3 separate regions of the Homo sapiens genome follow, and all the other regions are linked to region 2. Evidence: chromatin contacts called from ENCODE Hi-C or POLR2A ChIA-PET data. All regions are on one chromosome and are shown on one strand. The core of a region is the stretch at or near the end of the contact, and the rest is flanking DNA. Distances in the headings are between cores, read along the strand shown. Region 1 overlaps CDS2 (CDP-diacylglycerol synthase 2). Region 2 has its middle 34 kb from the start of TMEM230. Region 3 overlaps CDS2 (CDP-diacylglycerol synthase 2).

Region 1 (4,566 bases), core at 1,294-3,793, 90 kb after region 2:
AGCCAGTTAGGCTGTTGCAGTTACTCAGGAGGGATGATGTTGGCTTGAATTAAGGGAATGACAGGTGGCATAAGGAGTGGATGCAACTGAAAGCTGTTTTGGAGGTAGCATGAACAAGCTTGGTGACAGATCTACAAGCTGAGAAAGGAGCCACTAAGGGTGATGGCCACCTTGTTCTCTTGAAAATTCGGGGAAAGGGTACCATTTGCTAAGATAAGTCACATAGTAGAAGGAAGAGGTTTGTGGGAAGAGATGATGAGCTTGGTTTTGGACACATGGTGAGTTTTAGGTGTCTGTGGAGACATCTAGTAGTTATTTGGATTTAGGGTCTGTAGCTCAAGAAGAGACAGCAGGGAGCATGAGAATGAATGGGGAAACTCAGGGAGAGTGGGAGGCAGCAGAAGAATAAGAGAGCTTAGGACCAACCCCAAGGAACCCTCAAATGCGGGGACAGGCTGATGAAGAGGCAGTTCCTAAGGAGAAGGTCAGCTAAAGATGCCTGGCCAGAGAGGCAGGCATCAACCCAGGGGGAGGTGCTGCTTGGAAGCCAGAGGAAGAGTGTTTTTCAATAGTAGCATTAAAAGCTGCTGAGGGATTGAACGAGGTGAGGACTGAGTCCCTGCTGGGTTTCGTGACAAAGTCCTTGTTGACCTGGGAGAGCTGCTTCAGTGGAACAGGTGGGGTTGAAGTTGGGTTGTTGTGGTTTGAGGAATGATGCACAGCCAGGGAGGGGACATGAAATGTCGACAGCTCTTCCCAGAGGTTTACCCATGAAGTGGGGAAGAAAGTGCATTGGTTGGATGAGCTGTCAGAAGTTGTTTGTTGAGCCTGCCTAGATGGTTGTAAGTAGGGCTGTGGTGAGGGAGAGAGATGAGAAGATGGAGAGGGCAATGGAGTGAGTCTCTAAGGAGGTGGGAGGAGAAGGCATGGCAAGCACATGGCTGACTCCGAGTGTGGCTGTCCTGGGGACAGTTGTCCTTTGCCATCAGTGTTGTGTCCTCTACCAAGTCCCCTGTGGTCCTTTGTAAATAGCTTTATCTGGAGACAGAATGGCTCACAGCCAGTTAGGTTTTAAGAAGCTGAATCTGCCACATTCATGTATTTTCTTGTCCTTTCTCTGAGTGCAGTTAACCTGTTAGAGATGCCGGAAGTGAAGCTGTCCATCTGGGTAGCTGAATACATTTTCTTTGAATCCCATTATTGCTGTGAGGCTTTTGAAGGACAGGGTATGGCCATACTGGGGATGACTGTGAACTCATTCAGAGTGGGGTCCTCCTTCTGTTTGGTGTTTTGTTCTGACAATTGAACTTGTCAAATGGAGTTAGTATTAGGGCTAAAAGTATTTCTTTGTTATTCCCAACAATATACACACACAAATGGATGCTGTCACACACTGGCCAGATATATGTATATATATGTATATATGTATATTTTTTTTCAGTAGGAACTCAGATGAAAGCCTACTTGGCTTTTTCATTGAGAGGGCCACCTAAGTCCCTGACACTTATTAAGGATGCTTATTAAGGATAAACCCATCTCTGGTAATTTCTCTCCTAGGATCCTGTGTGAGTGGGGAGTTGCCCTCCCTGGCAGCTGGTCACAGGGCTTGATCTAGAAGATGGAGGCCATGGTATTCAGCAGAAAAGTTAGGCTTAGACTAATGACTTTCCTCCAGGAGAAAGTTGATAATTTGCATATAAAGCAGTGCAAAAAATTGTGTAGGTTATGAAGTTAGTCAGTGAAACTTGTGAATTTGAATGCAGTGTCAGTGGGAAAGGCAGAGTTGTTGGAGGCATAACCCACCAGTGCCTTGAAGTCTGCCTTTTAATGAAATTTCCTTGAAGAAGAAAGAAAAAGAGAAGAAAAGCTGAATGATGGTACTGCTTATTTTCTTTCCCTAGTTTTTAGTTCCTCTTAGGCAAATATGAACAGAATATTAATATGTTTTCTTTAGTGTAGTCCAGAGCTGAGTCATTATCTGGTAAAGAAATAGAGTATGGAGCTGGGTACGGTAGCTCACGCCTGTATTCCCAGCACTTTGGGAGGCCGAGGCAGGTGGATCACCTGAGGTCAGGAGTTCAAGACCAGCCTGGCCAATGTGGCAAAACCCCATCTCTACTAAAAATATAAAAATTATCTGGGCGTGTTGGCGGGCACTTGTAATCCTAGCTACTTGGGAGGCTGAGGCAGGAGAATCGCTTGAACCCGGGAGGTGGAGGCTGCAGTGAGCCAAGATTGTGCCACTGCACTCCAGCCTGGATGACAGAGCAAGACTCTGTCCCCCCAAAAAAAAAAAAAAAAGAAAAGAAAAAAAAAAAAGAAATGGGGTATAGGGTAGGATAGGTTCCACCGGTGTGGAGCCTGACACAGTGCCCAAGGGATTCTCTCTAGCCATGGGCACAGCCACACTTTTTTGGGTCAAACACTGACCATCACTACTTTGGGTGTCAGAGTCTTGAGAAATATCCAGGTAGGAGGGTGGGCCCCTGGCACCAAGTGAAGACCGAAAGGGAGCCTCAGAAGGATGCTGTCCAGGAAGCCTCCCACCAGGCTGGCAGGAAACCCAAACAGCAGGGTTTTCTTCCCAGAGAGTTGATAGTGAAAATGAGTTCCACAAATGCTGTTCTGGACTGAGCTAGGTCCCTCCCCAGGAAAAGCCAGACCTTAACCACAAGGAACATCCCCTCCTGCCCACTGCTCCCTCTGGCCCTCCCTCACTGCCTTCTCTTGCTTCTGTTATGTTCTGATCTTTGGGTCAGTGCTGGGTGTGGGGAAGCTTCTGGGCAGTTGGTGGAGAAGCTTTCTGAGCATGAGTTTCTCCAAAAATGCTAATGGCTCTTAACTGAGCCCCTGGTACACAGGACACTCCATGTGTCCTTCATCCTAAGTGCTTCTGCCTTTCTCTAGAGGGTCTGTGTAAACCAAAAGGGGTGGACCCTCAGAGGAGCTTCCCCCTTCCTTTAAAGCAGCACTCTTGTTTCCTGTTTATACCAGCACTACAACCCCCTTGGGAAATGGCTGAGGAACTGTGGGAGGCGGTGGTTGAGAGAGAACCTGAGAGGGTCTGCCCCACCTGGCCTCTGTTCCCGGCCCTCGGGATTGAAAGGGAAGGAAGGAGGAGGGGTGCCTGGGAGCTGGGTGGATATGAGTCAGAAGAGGCAGGGCAGCCTCTCCCTGCTGTGCTGGTCTCAGTACCCACCAGGAGTGAGGCAGGAGTGGATGCTGGTCTGGTCCTGCTGCCAGGGCTGCTGCAGGGGCACCAGTCAGGCACATGAGCAGGAAAGTGGGTACTATCATATCTCAGTGTAGTCTGGACACTTTGGTCCATCATAGGTCAAGTAGAATTAATTAGCTCATTAGTTCAACAAATCTTGGGGCACCTGCTATGTTCCAGGCACTGCTCAGTGCAGTGGTGAACAGGTAACTCCTGGCCTCTGACACACTGCCGTGTCTGACATGTATATGGTGTTTTTACCATGTTCCCAGTTTACACTCATGAACATATGCATATGTCTTGATAATGCCCATTACAAAGCATACATGGGAAAGAAAAGAAGAATGAGGTAAGTAGAGATGAGTTCTAAGATTTCCTCCCACACTTTGGCAGATGGTTCAGCTTCAGAGTCTACTAGCATGGACTGTTGCTTTAATGGGTAGCTTTTGTGTTTCAGACACCACCTTACACAGTTTTGAGTCGGGGCTACCAGTGTGAAAGAGCTTGAAGCAAGGTAGGCAAATGCTGTGCCCAGATCATTTATTAGCACTTGGCCCCAGCAAGGCCTGATGCTCTCCTTGGGAAGGGTGCCCAGCTTGTCTGGGGTGGGTGTTTTAGGGTCTCGTGCTTCTGTCCTGTGTGCTGTGGTCAGGCTACTCAGGGGAGTGCGGCAGGCACCTGCTGCTATTCAGTACTTTATAGTTTTCATAGCCTTTCATCGGGGTCGCATTGGTCATCCCAACAACCTTCCGAGACAGGGATTCCTTCGCCGCTGAAGACCAGAGGATGGAGGCCTGTGCTGTGTGTCATGAGTGTCAGAGCTGGCCCTGGGCCTTGCTTTCCTGGACTGGCCACTGCCTTATTCTGCAGAAAGTTTTTCTTGACATCTCCCCACCTCGCTGTGCCCAGAGGAGCAAACTGATGAATGTGTTCAGCATGTACCACCTTTCTTGTGGGAAGGAGCATGGGTTCCAGGTCCCTGCCTGCTTCCAGACCCTCTGTGGAAGCTGCCGCTGGCACTCAGCTTCCTTTTCCGGGGTATGAGCAACTGTGTCTCCAAGCAGAATGCCTTTGTCCACGGGGTGGGGAGGAGCTGGAAGACTGCAGGCCTCCAGGTTCTTTCTCTCAGGTTTCTGTTCCCTTTGGCGTCCACAGGACATCAGGAGCCAGGTGGCTGGCTGACCTGTCCCCCTCCTCCTCTGTGTCTTCCCCAGGCTGTGCAGTTTCCCCGCTCACAGGGATTTGCCGTTGGCACCTGTTCGGCCCTGTCTCAGCATGTGGGAGAGAGTGGTCTGTAGGTTGGTGTTGGTTTCCTGCTCAGAGGATGCTTCCTCAGTAGGCCCGGCTGAGGC
Region 2 (4,681 bases), core at 600-3,099:
AGCTGGGATTACAGGCAAGCGCCACTACACCTGGCTAATTTTTGTATTTTTAGTACAGACGGGGTTTCGCCATGTTGGCCAGGCTAGACTCGAACTCCTGACCTCAGGTGATCCACCCACCTTGGCCTCTCAAAGTGCTGGGATTACAGGTGTGAGCCACCATGCCCAGTCAATTGATATTCTTTAAATTCATTCATACATTCTTTCAACAAATATTGGCAGAGTGCAGTGGCTCACACCTGTAATCCCAGCACTTTGAGAGGCCAAGGCAGGAGGATTGCTTGAGCCCAGGAGTTCGAGATCAGCCTGGGCAACATAGTGAGACCCCATCTCTACAAAAAACAAACAAAATTAGCTGAACATGGTGGCATGTGCCTGTAGTCCCAGCTACTCGGGAAACTGAGGTGGGAGGGTCATTTGAGCTCAGGAAAGTAGAGGCTGCAGTGAGCTGAGATTGTGCCACTGCACTCCAGCCTAGGCAACAGAGCAAGACCCTGTCTCAAAAACAAAACAAAACAAAACAAAAACCAAACATTTACTGAGTCCCAGCTATCTGACAGGCTATCCTAAATGTTGAGGTTACACAGTGACCAAAATAGACAAAAATCTGGTCCTTGGCCTGGTGTGGTGGCTGACGCCTGTAATCCCAACATTTTGGGAGGTGGGTGGATCACCTGAGGTCAGGAGTTCCAGACCAGCCTGGTCAACATGGCAAAATCCCGTCTCTACTAAAAATACAAAAATTAACTGGGCATGGTGGCGCACACCTGTAATCCCAGCACTTTGGGGGGCTGAGGTGGGTGGATCACTTGAGGTCAGGAGTTCAAGACCAGCTTGACCAATATGGTGAAACTCCATCTCTACTGAAAATACAAAAATTAGCAGGGTGTGGTGGCAGGCGCCTGTAGTCCCAGCTACTTGGGTAGTTGAGGCAGGAGAATCACTTGAACCTGGGAGGCAGAGGTTGCAGTGAGCTGAGATTGCAACAGCGCACTCCAACCTGGGCAAGAGAGCAAGACTCAACTAAAAAAAAAAAAATCTGTGCCCTTGTGGATTCCATCTTACTAGGGGAAATACTTGTAAGTAAGATAAATTTGTGAAATATATACTATGATGGTAGTGAGTATTAAGGAGAAAAATGAATCAGGATCAGAGATAAGTAGCATGGGGCCTGGGGGCTTAGCTTCACTGAGGTGATATTTGTATCAACACTTCATGAATGACACACAGACATCAACCTCACTGCCCCATGGAAGTATAATCTGAGGCAGAGCAGTAGAAACTGGCTCAGGAGAAAAGGGAGGATGCAGACATGTCAATTAGACACAGCCAAAGATGCTTCATGATTTCCTGGGTGTGTGACCTGTGTAGACGCCCAGGGACCCATGCTTAGAGGGACTCTGTGCTTGATTTAATGCTCTGCTGTCACCCTCTTGAAGTTTTTAATCAGTTTTTAAACAAGGGACTGCGCATTTTCATTTGGCACTGGGCCCCACAAGTTACAAGTTATGTAGCCGGTCCTTCACTCTGTTGAATAAACAATGGCTTCTCCCTATCACCCTCTTTGGAAGCACAGATACTCCCAGCAAATGCTAATCATTCATGTTTCTAATTTCCTGGGGTGACTTGTTTTTCCTCTAACAGGTGTGAAGTATGAGATAGAGACTGTATCATCCAGGGTAGGCTGGGATATGCTGCATGACAGAAACCCCCAAATCTAGTGGCTTAACACAACAAAGGTGTACTTCACTCTCGCACTTTGTGTTCATTATGGGTCAACGCGGGGCTCTGTTGTGCATCACGATCACTCTAGGACCGTGGCAGAGGGAAAGTGAAACTGGCGGTTAGAGCCGCTACTCAGAAATGACACATATTGCTTGAACTCACATTTCCTCGCCAAGGCAAGTCATGTGGCGACGCCCTCCTTTAAGAGATGAGGAAGTTCAATCCAAACATGAGCCCACAGAACTGGGCCACTTGTCTTTTGGTGTGTTTTTTTGAGACACAGACTCTTGCTCTGTTGCCCAGGCTGGACTGCAGTGGTGTGATCATGGTTCCCTGCAGCCTCAACCTCCTGGCCTCGAGCAATCCTCCTGCCTCAGCCTTCCAAGTAGCTGGGACTACAAGCATGCACCAATGGGCCCAGCCTACATTTGTTAATTAGTTATTCCAACACTATTTATTAAACAAGCTATCCTTTCTCTGGTGATTTTAATTGCCCATTTATCACATACAAAATTTTGCTGATATTTGTGACTCTTTTTGCATAGTGTTTCTGTTCCATTGATTTTTCTTTCAATGCCTATGCAGAATCACCCTGTTTTAATTTCTGTAGGTTTATAATGCCATTTTATTTTATTGTTTTAGAGACAGGGTCTTGCCATGTTGCCCAGGCTGGCCTTGATCTCCTGGGTTCAAGGAATCCTCCTGCCTCAGCCTTCTGAGTAGCGGGACTACAGGCACAAGACAGCATGCCTGATTTGTAATGTCATTTAATATCAAAGAGGTTAAGTATTCTCAAGTTTCCCCTTTGACTTTTCCTTGGCTATTATATTAATCTTTTATTTCTAGATAGATTTCAGAACCACTTTGTTGAATTCCCCCACTCCTTCTATGTGATTTTGATTAGAATGGAATTGCATTTGTAGATGAATTTGCATTTCTTTATAATATTGAGACTTTAGGTTTTTGTTTTGTTTTTAGAGACAGCTTGCTCTGTCACCGAGGCTGGAGTGCAATGGCACAATCATAGATCACTACAGCCTCCAACTCCTGAGCTCAAGTCATCTTCCCACCTCAGCTGGGACTACAGGTGCATGCCACTGCACCCAGCTTTTACTAGTGTAATGAAATAATCTTTCCATCTCCTGGGAGAATGGTCACTCACGACTGAAATTCACTGAAATTTTTAAAAAAGAAGAAAAAAAAATTGGAAAGCCTTATTTTCTCTCTCTCCTTTCTTTTTTGAGACAGGGTCTTGCTCTGTTGTCCAGGCTGGAGTGCAGAGGTGCGATCCTGGCTCACTGCAACCTCTGCCTCCCAGGCTGAGGTGATCCTCCTGCCTCAGCTTCCCGAGTAGCTGGGACTACAGGTATGCACCCCCATACCTGGCTAACTTTTGTATTTTTAGTTTAAAAAACTGCATAGTTTTTGTTTGTTTGAAAAAAATCATTACATCTTACTGAGATACTTAAGAAGATTATTTTATAAAACTAATAAAAGCTGGGTTACTATCTTCAGTAACTTTCTATTAATTTGATCTTCAAGTATTTTGTTTTATAGTTATTGTGAATGAGACAATGTTCCTAAATGTTATTCTAGTAGAGTAGAAGTTCTCTCAATTTTGATATTATTTGTAATCATCTATCCTGCTGCTAAGCTCTCTTATTAGTGCAAACAGCTTTTTGAAAAAATCTCTGTGTCCTTAATGTAGACGCCGGAAAATAAAGAAGAAAAATCCTCTTGGTTTTTGTAAGTTGCAATTAATGTGTTCACAAATTATGATTAGTTGCTCATCTTTGTTTCTTTCCTTTTTCTTTTTGTACCAGTTTCATACTTCTCATTTCTACAGCAAGACTGAAAGTTGCTGTGTTAACTGATACAATTTAATTTCTACTGTCTTCTGTGACCCCATGACTGCTTCTCTCCAGCCTGGCAGCAGCTAGCGTGTTCAGTGCCTACTGGCTTAGGGAAGGAATGACACAGCAGAATGTAGAAAAAGGAAGTCAAGTTCTTGAAATTTTTAGTTTCTAAAGTCTTTCTGTCTTTTTTTTTTTTTGAAATGGAGTCTCAGTCTATTGCCCAAGCTGGAGTGCAGTGGCGCAATCTCGGCTCACCACAACCTCTGCCTCCCGGATTCAAGTGATTCTCCCGCCTCAGCCTCCTTAATAGCTGGGTCTACAGGCATGCGCCACCACGCCAGGCTAATTTTCACCATGTTGCCCAGGCTGGTCTCGAACTCCTGGCCTCAGGCGATCCACTCACCTTGGCCTCCCAAAGCTGGGATTGTAGGCATGAGCCACTGCACCCAGCCATCTTTCTCAGACTTGAAATAGCAGATGAGGCGAGTGACACTCTATACCAGGTTACACACTGTGGCCCCTGGACCCCTGCTGATCCATGAACTGTCTGTTACTGTCCATGATGAGTTAAGTACAGATATTGAGAACAAACATTTAGCAGCTGTTACAGCAATATGATGTTGTCACAATATCCAAGTGCATGATTGGCAGACTCATTTCATTCAACAGTGTACAGGCCAAAAAGATTAATTCATGACAATTGGAAATAAAACAAAACTGGTCTTCCATCATAGATTGTTTGATAAGTGCTTCTTTAACTAGAAGTCTCTAGATGCAGAGAAAGAGGAGAATTAGAGAGAAGCATGTGGGTTTGAATCTGAGATGTGTCCCTGCATCTTATCCCCTCCCCTAGAAGCCCAAAAAACTGCTGTAAGTGGGCGGTGGGGGATGGAAGGGGCGAGCTGCCAGCAGGAGAACAAGAGATATCCTTGACAAGCCAGAAAGCTGGAATCGGAAGGGACCCATGCCCTTTTTCTAAGTAGAGTCTGGGAAGTGGCAAGACAGTGAAAAGGCTATGGGCACAGCAGGGGAGCTGGGTCTGGCAGCCCACATGGTTCTCACGCACCCCGGCGGAGCAGCAGAACAATTTGATGTGTGTC
Region 3 (4,169 bases), core at 1,477-3,976, 110 kb after region 2:
CATGGATCGCTTTGACTGCCAGTATCTGATGGCCACCTTTGTCAATGTATACATCGCCAGTTTTATCAGGTATAGTACCTTTCCATCTGAACCAAGTTGGTGGATTTTTAAGTACGGTGCAATTCTAGAATTTTAGCGGCATCTAAGTTCCAGTGAAAAGCATCCCAAATAATGCAGTTTTCAGTTGTTTCTGCTTACAGATTTTCTGAGGCCTCCTGTCATCTGTTAATAGATAACTCTCTGATCCAGAGATCAGAGCAGCCACTCAGATAATCAGGCCCTGGAAGCTTCCGGGCCCTAGCTCAGTGCTGTTTCTTCACATTCTGTTCCAGAGGCCCTAACCCAAGCAAACTGATTCAGCAGTTCCTGACTTTACGGCCAGATCAGCAGCTCCACATCTTCAACACGCTGCGGTCTCATCTGATCGACAAAGGGATGCTGACATCCACCACAGAGGACGAGTAGGGGCCACCCAGGGCCAGGAGAACAGGAACAGAACTGAGCAGGGGCAGGTCTCCAAGGCAAGCCCAGCTGGTGTGACTTAGACAATGACGAGGCTTCAACTCACTGTCTTTTTTTTTTTTTTTTGGAGGGTATTTTTTATTTGTGGGTTCAAAAAATCTGTATATACAGTCTATGTGTTTAGAATTTGTGTTGTAAGTAAACTACAGCTTTGAGTTGGAAAGAAGTCACGGGTTGTAAAACCATTTGGATTTTTTTAAAACAAAAGTATTAATAATCTGGAAGACAGTGTTGCCCAGGTCAGGAGTGTTTTCTTGGTGGTTCCAGCCCCCATCAATTGAACTGTTTCTGGGCTCAGTCAGACACAGACATTCATCTGTGTCTGACCAAATCAGGGGACTTCCCCACCTGTGGTGGGAGGCACAGCTTAGATGTTTTGTACACCTGGTCTTTTCTAGAAATCCCTGCTTGGAGCTGCAGAAGGGTTGCCTTCTGTAGGTCGGAGGAATGGAGGCTTACTAACCAGGTAAGCCTTCTATGCATCCACACCAAAATCCTGCAGAATGTAAGTAAGCTCTGCTTTATAAGATGGGTTCACCTTCATCGCAGACTGAAAGTTTCAGTTTTTATTTTTTTCAGAAAGCACGAAAAATTATTTATAATAGTCTGGAGAAAAAACACACTGTAATATTTCAAGTGTATGCAGTAGAATGTACTGTAACTGAGCCCTTTCCCACATGTCTAGGCTCCAATGTCTCCTGTAGGTCCACCTAACTGTGTGTTTTCAGGGACAATGCCATCCATGTTTGTGCTGTAGACTTGCTGCTGCTGAATCCTTTCTGGGGACTTTCTCATCGGGCAGGGAGCAGAGGGCTTCTCGTTCATGCACCCTTTGCCTGAACACCCATGTAGCTGCTGTGTTGTGTATATATTACTCTTAAGAGGAGTGTGTGTGTCTGTGTTTGTTTTAAAAGTCACTTATTTCTTACAGTGATTTCAATTGCACCATGACTTCTTCACTAAAACCACAAAGTCCTGCTTAAAACTATGGAAAACCTAACCTGATTAGAGCCTTGACTATTTTGAAGATTAAATGCACACTTTTTATATAATGTGACCAGTTTAAATGTAGTTTGTATTGTACTGGGGGACCTTTCGTTGTTGTTGTTTGCTTAAACTGTGATTTTTTTTCCCCTCCCTAATTTCAGGGGTGAGATTGACTTTGGGAAGACAGATTAGTTCTTTGTCAGGCCAACAAGTGATGGAGTGCGGGAGAGAGAACTTGGCACCCAAATATATCAAACTATTCCGTGCCGTGGATGTTTTCATTGCCAACGAGGGTGTAATGATTTGCTTCTGCACCTTGGTCTAGTGCTGGTTTGTGGTGTTTTTGTTTGTAAATTAGCCTCACTGCCTCCCTGAAAGTGCACAGTCAGCCCAGGTCTCTAGAGTGTCCAGCAGAGGATGGAGCCCTCGGGATGTTTCAGCTCACACATCCTTGAGTGACTTCCCATATGTGTGTGGGGCTGAAGCGGCTTCTTTCCGCTGAACTTTTATTTCCATTTCAGCCTCGTGGCTTCTCTTATTCAGGTCCAAGGCCCCTTAAAAACAAAACATATTATCGCAAGGGCTTTCATTTCAGTATTGGCTGTGTCACTGGCAGGATGCATCACTCTCCAGGGCCTCTTTTTCGGAGCTACTCCCAATTCCACTCTTCTGTGATTCTGGCTGAGCAAGTTCATGCCGGTAGAGGCTCATTAAGTGAGGTCCTGGGCACCCCCCAAACAGGAAGTGTTTTCAGGCCCTTACATGCTTATCCTTAAGGTGAGTAGGTATCTCAGCAGCACACCCGAACAGTAAAGGTGATCAATAACGAAACTGTAGTTTTCAGATTGAAGAATGAACCTGGATCACCAAACTAGATACCGAAAGGGCTCCTCATTTGTCTCTTTTGTCCCATTGTGGGCATATGGTGGGCTCCTTGAGAGGAGGGAGTCTCAGCTGGGGCCTGGCTGCAGAGACCTGCTCTTGAATAGGGCTGCCTTTGGGATCAGGGAGCCGAGCATACTGGGCAAGGCTCATCATGTTCCTTTGTGGAAGTGGTTACTTGGTGGGGGTGGGGTGGGGAAGGGGGGTCTAGGAAGCCGAAGCTGAGTGCGCACTAGAGCTGCTAGCAGGCAGGCCAGAGGGTCAGCTTGTGTTTTATTTTCTGATTTCTCCTGCATGCTTTCTGGAGATGAGGATTTTTTGTCAGGTAGCTAGGAGAGCACTGCCACCTTGTGTCCATATAGCACAATGTTTCTCTTTCCTATTCACAGACAAGATTCAAGAAACCATTTTTACGTGTGTACATTCAAATCTTCATGAATGGCATCACTTGCTTTAGACCCATTTTTTTTTTATTGGTCAGAAATAAAATGTGACTGCAACTGTGTGCCCTCCCTTGTCGTGAATTCCCTGTTTATCACTTCCATGCATGGTTTTATGCTTCTCATTTGTTTATGTATTCATGAATACTGCATAGTCCTGATTCAGAGACTTTTGCTTTGCTTTCCAACTTGTATCCCTACATTCTCACAACAGCCTTCTTACCTCGGGTGAGAGTCATGAGCACCTTACCAGGCAGGGAGCTTCCCCAGGATAGTGTGGTGGAGTCAGGACTCACTCCATCCTGCACTTTACCCACAGGACACCTGGAGGGTCCCCCAGCCCTGCTTGCTTTTGTGAACGTCGTGTGAGTACACCGAGGTGTTGCAGCTTTCCTTCCCTCTAGCTCAGGAGGCCTGGCCTGAGCCAGGTTGGAGCTTAAATTGCTGTTGGCTCCTGCCTGGTGGAACAAGGGGGTCATAGAAACCAGGGCTGATGGGCACCCCCCAGCCCCTGGGAGCTCTGCTCATGACCGCTCACAGGGTACCGAGTCTTTGCCTTTTGTGTGTGCGCATGCTGCCCTCTTAACTGCTTTTAGTATTCAGAAAGGTTCCATTTATGTTTTACTCCTGAAAGTGAAACCCTCTTAGGCAACTTGTTTCATATTCTGGGCATTTTAGTAGCTACAGTATTTTGCATTTAAAATGTAATTACTCTTAGTATTGTACAGCCCTATAATGTATGAGAACTAGTTTCACATCCTTTGAAACTAATCTCTTTCATTGGGGAGGATACAACTTTTGACTTTACACAGGTGGACTTTGAATCCATTTTTATAGAATTTTTTTCCACTGTAACTTGACCTATATTATGCAAGAAAATCCCAAAAATATGTTTTAAGGGAGACTACACAGACCTTGTGATTTGGTCTGAGCTAGTTGCTGAGTTGACTGGAGCCTTATTTGAATGGATCTTTGAGTTGAGATCTTCACACTGTCAGTGAGCCCTTGGCTCAGCCCTTGTCACCTGTTTGTATGGGGACCATGTTTCCCAAAGCTCAGGTTCATCTCCACTATTGACAGAGTCGGGTAGTGGGAGAGTATAAGTGACTTGAGACAGAGTGTCCTTGCTCAGAAAACTGTGAAGCAGGGGTCTTGTTAGTTACAAAGCCAGTCCTAGTTGCATGTCCAAGGGGGTAGATTTTCATCACCCTACTAAATGTGGTATGTCACTGCTGAAGCCTTTTCCTGTTTTAGTAATATCTTAGGCACTATTGTCTTTTGTCTTCCAGAGTAACATATCTGGGCCCACCTTTCTTGCACACTGTGATTATGTGCTAA

The links. Hi-C counts contacts between places; a loop is a spot of excess contacts on that map. ChIA-PET counts read pairs that join two places held with the same protein, here RNA polymerase II (POLR2A). Pooled maps may share reads with other maps.
Region 1: a pooled map shows a loop between it and region 2 (2.3-fold over the local background). The contact joins two enhancer-like sites. A Hi-C loop is called at or near these places in 2 of 50 pooled maps. POLR2A ChIA-PET finds 5 or more read pairs at or near these places in 5 of 52 experiments (AG04450, H1, OCI-LY7 and 2 more).
Region 3: a loop to region 2 is called in a map with no recorded cell type, with 11 times the contacts of the local background. The contact joins two enhancer-like sites. A Hi-C loop is called at or near these places in 9 of 37 single-sample maps with no recorded cell type and 10 of 50 pooled maps. POLR2A ChIA-PET finds 5 or more read pairs at or near these places in 1 of 52 experiments (B cell).

The regions. Positions count from the first base shown.
Region 1 is chr20:5,166,133-5,170,698 of GRCh38, forward strand. The region is part of intron 1 of CDS2 (CDP-diacylglycerol synthase 2); the gene reads left to right. Among named protein-coding and RNA genes, the nearest start is that of CDS2, 41 kb to the left of the region's middle. RefSeq lists an enhancer at 4,161-4,566. Within about 2 kb of position 2,544, at least 18 of the 41 ENCODE cell types and tissues checked have a DNase peak (open chromatin) inside an H3K27ac peak, as active enhancers do; they include OCI-LY7, where a contact is called at or near this core.
Region 2 is chr20:5,076,807-5,081,487 of GRCh38, forward strand. It overlaps a transcript of TMEM230 not described here. Among named protein-coding and RNA genes, the nearest start is that of TMEM230, 34 kb to the right of the region's middle. RefSeq lists enhancers at 2,111-2,180, 3,686-3,845. Within about 2 kb of position 1,850, at least 23 of the 41 ENCODE cell types and tissues checked have a DNase peak (open chromatin) inside an H3K27ac peak, as active enhancers do; they include OCI-LY7, where a contact is called at or near this core.
Region 3 is chr20:5,189,770-5,193,938 of GRCh38, forward strand. CDS2 (CDP-diacylglycerol synthase 2) reads left to right here. Exons shown (of 13, transcript NM_003818.4): 12 at 1-69; 13 at 333-4,169. The coding sequence ends at 465. Among named protein-coding and RNA genes, the nearest start is that of CDS2, 65 kb to the left of the region's middle. RefSeq lists a silencer at 781-850 and enhancers at 2,419-2,508, 3,282-3,331. Within about 2 kb of position 2,727, at least 11 of the 41 ENCODE cell types and tissues checked have a DNase peak (open chromatin) inside an H3K27ac peak, as active enhancers do.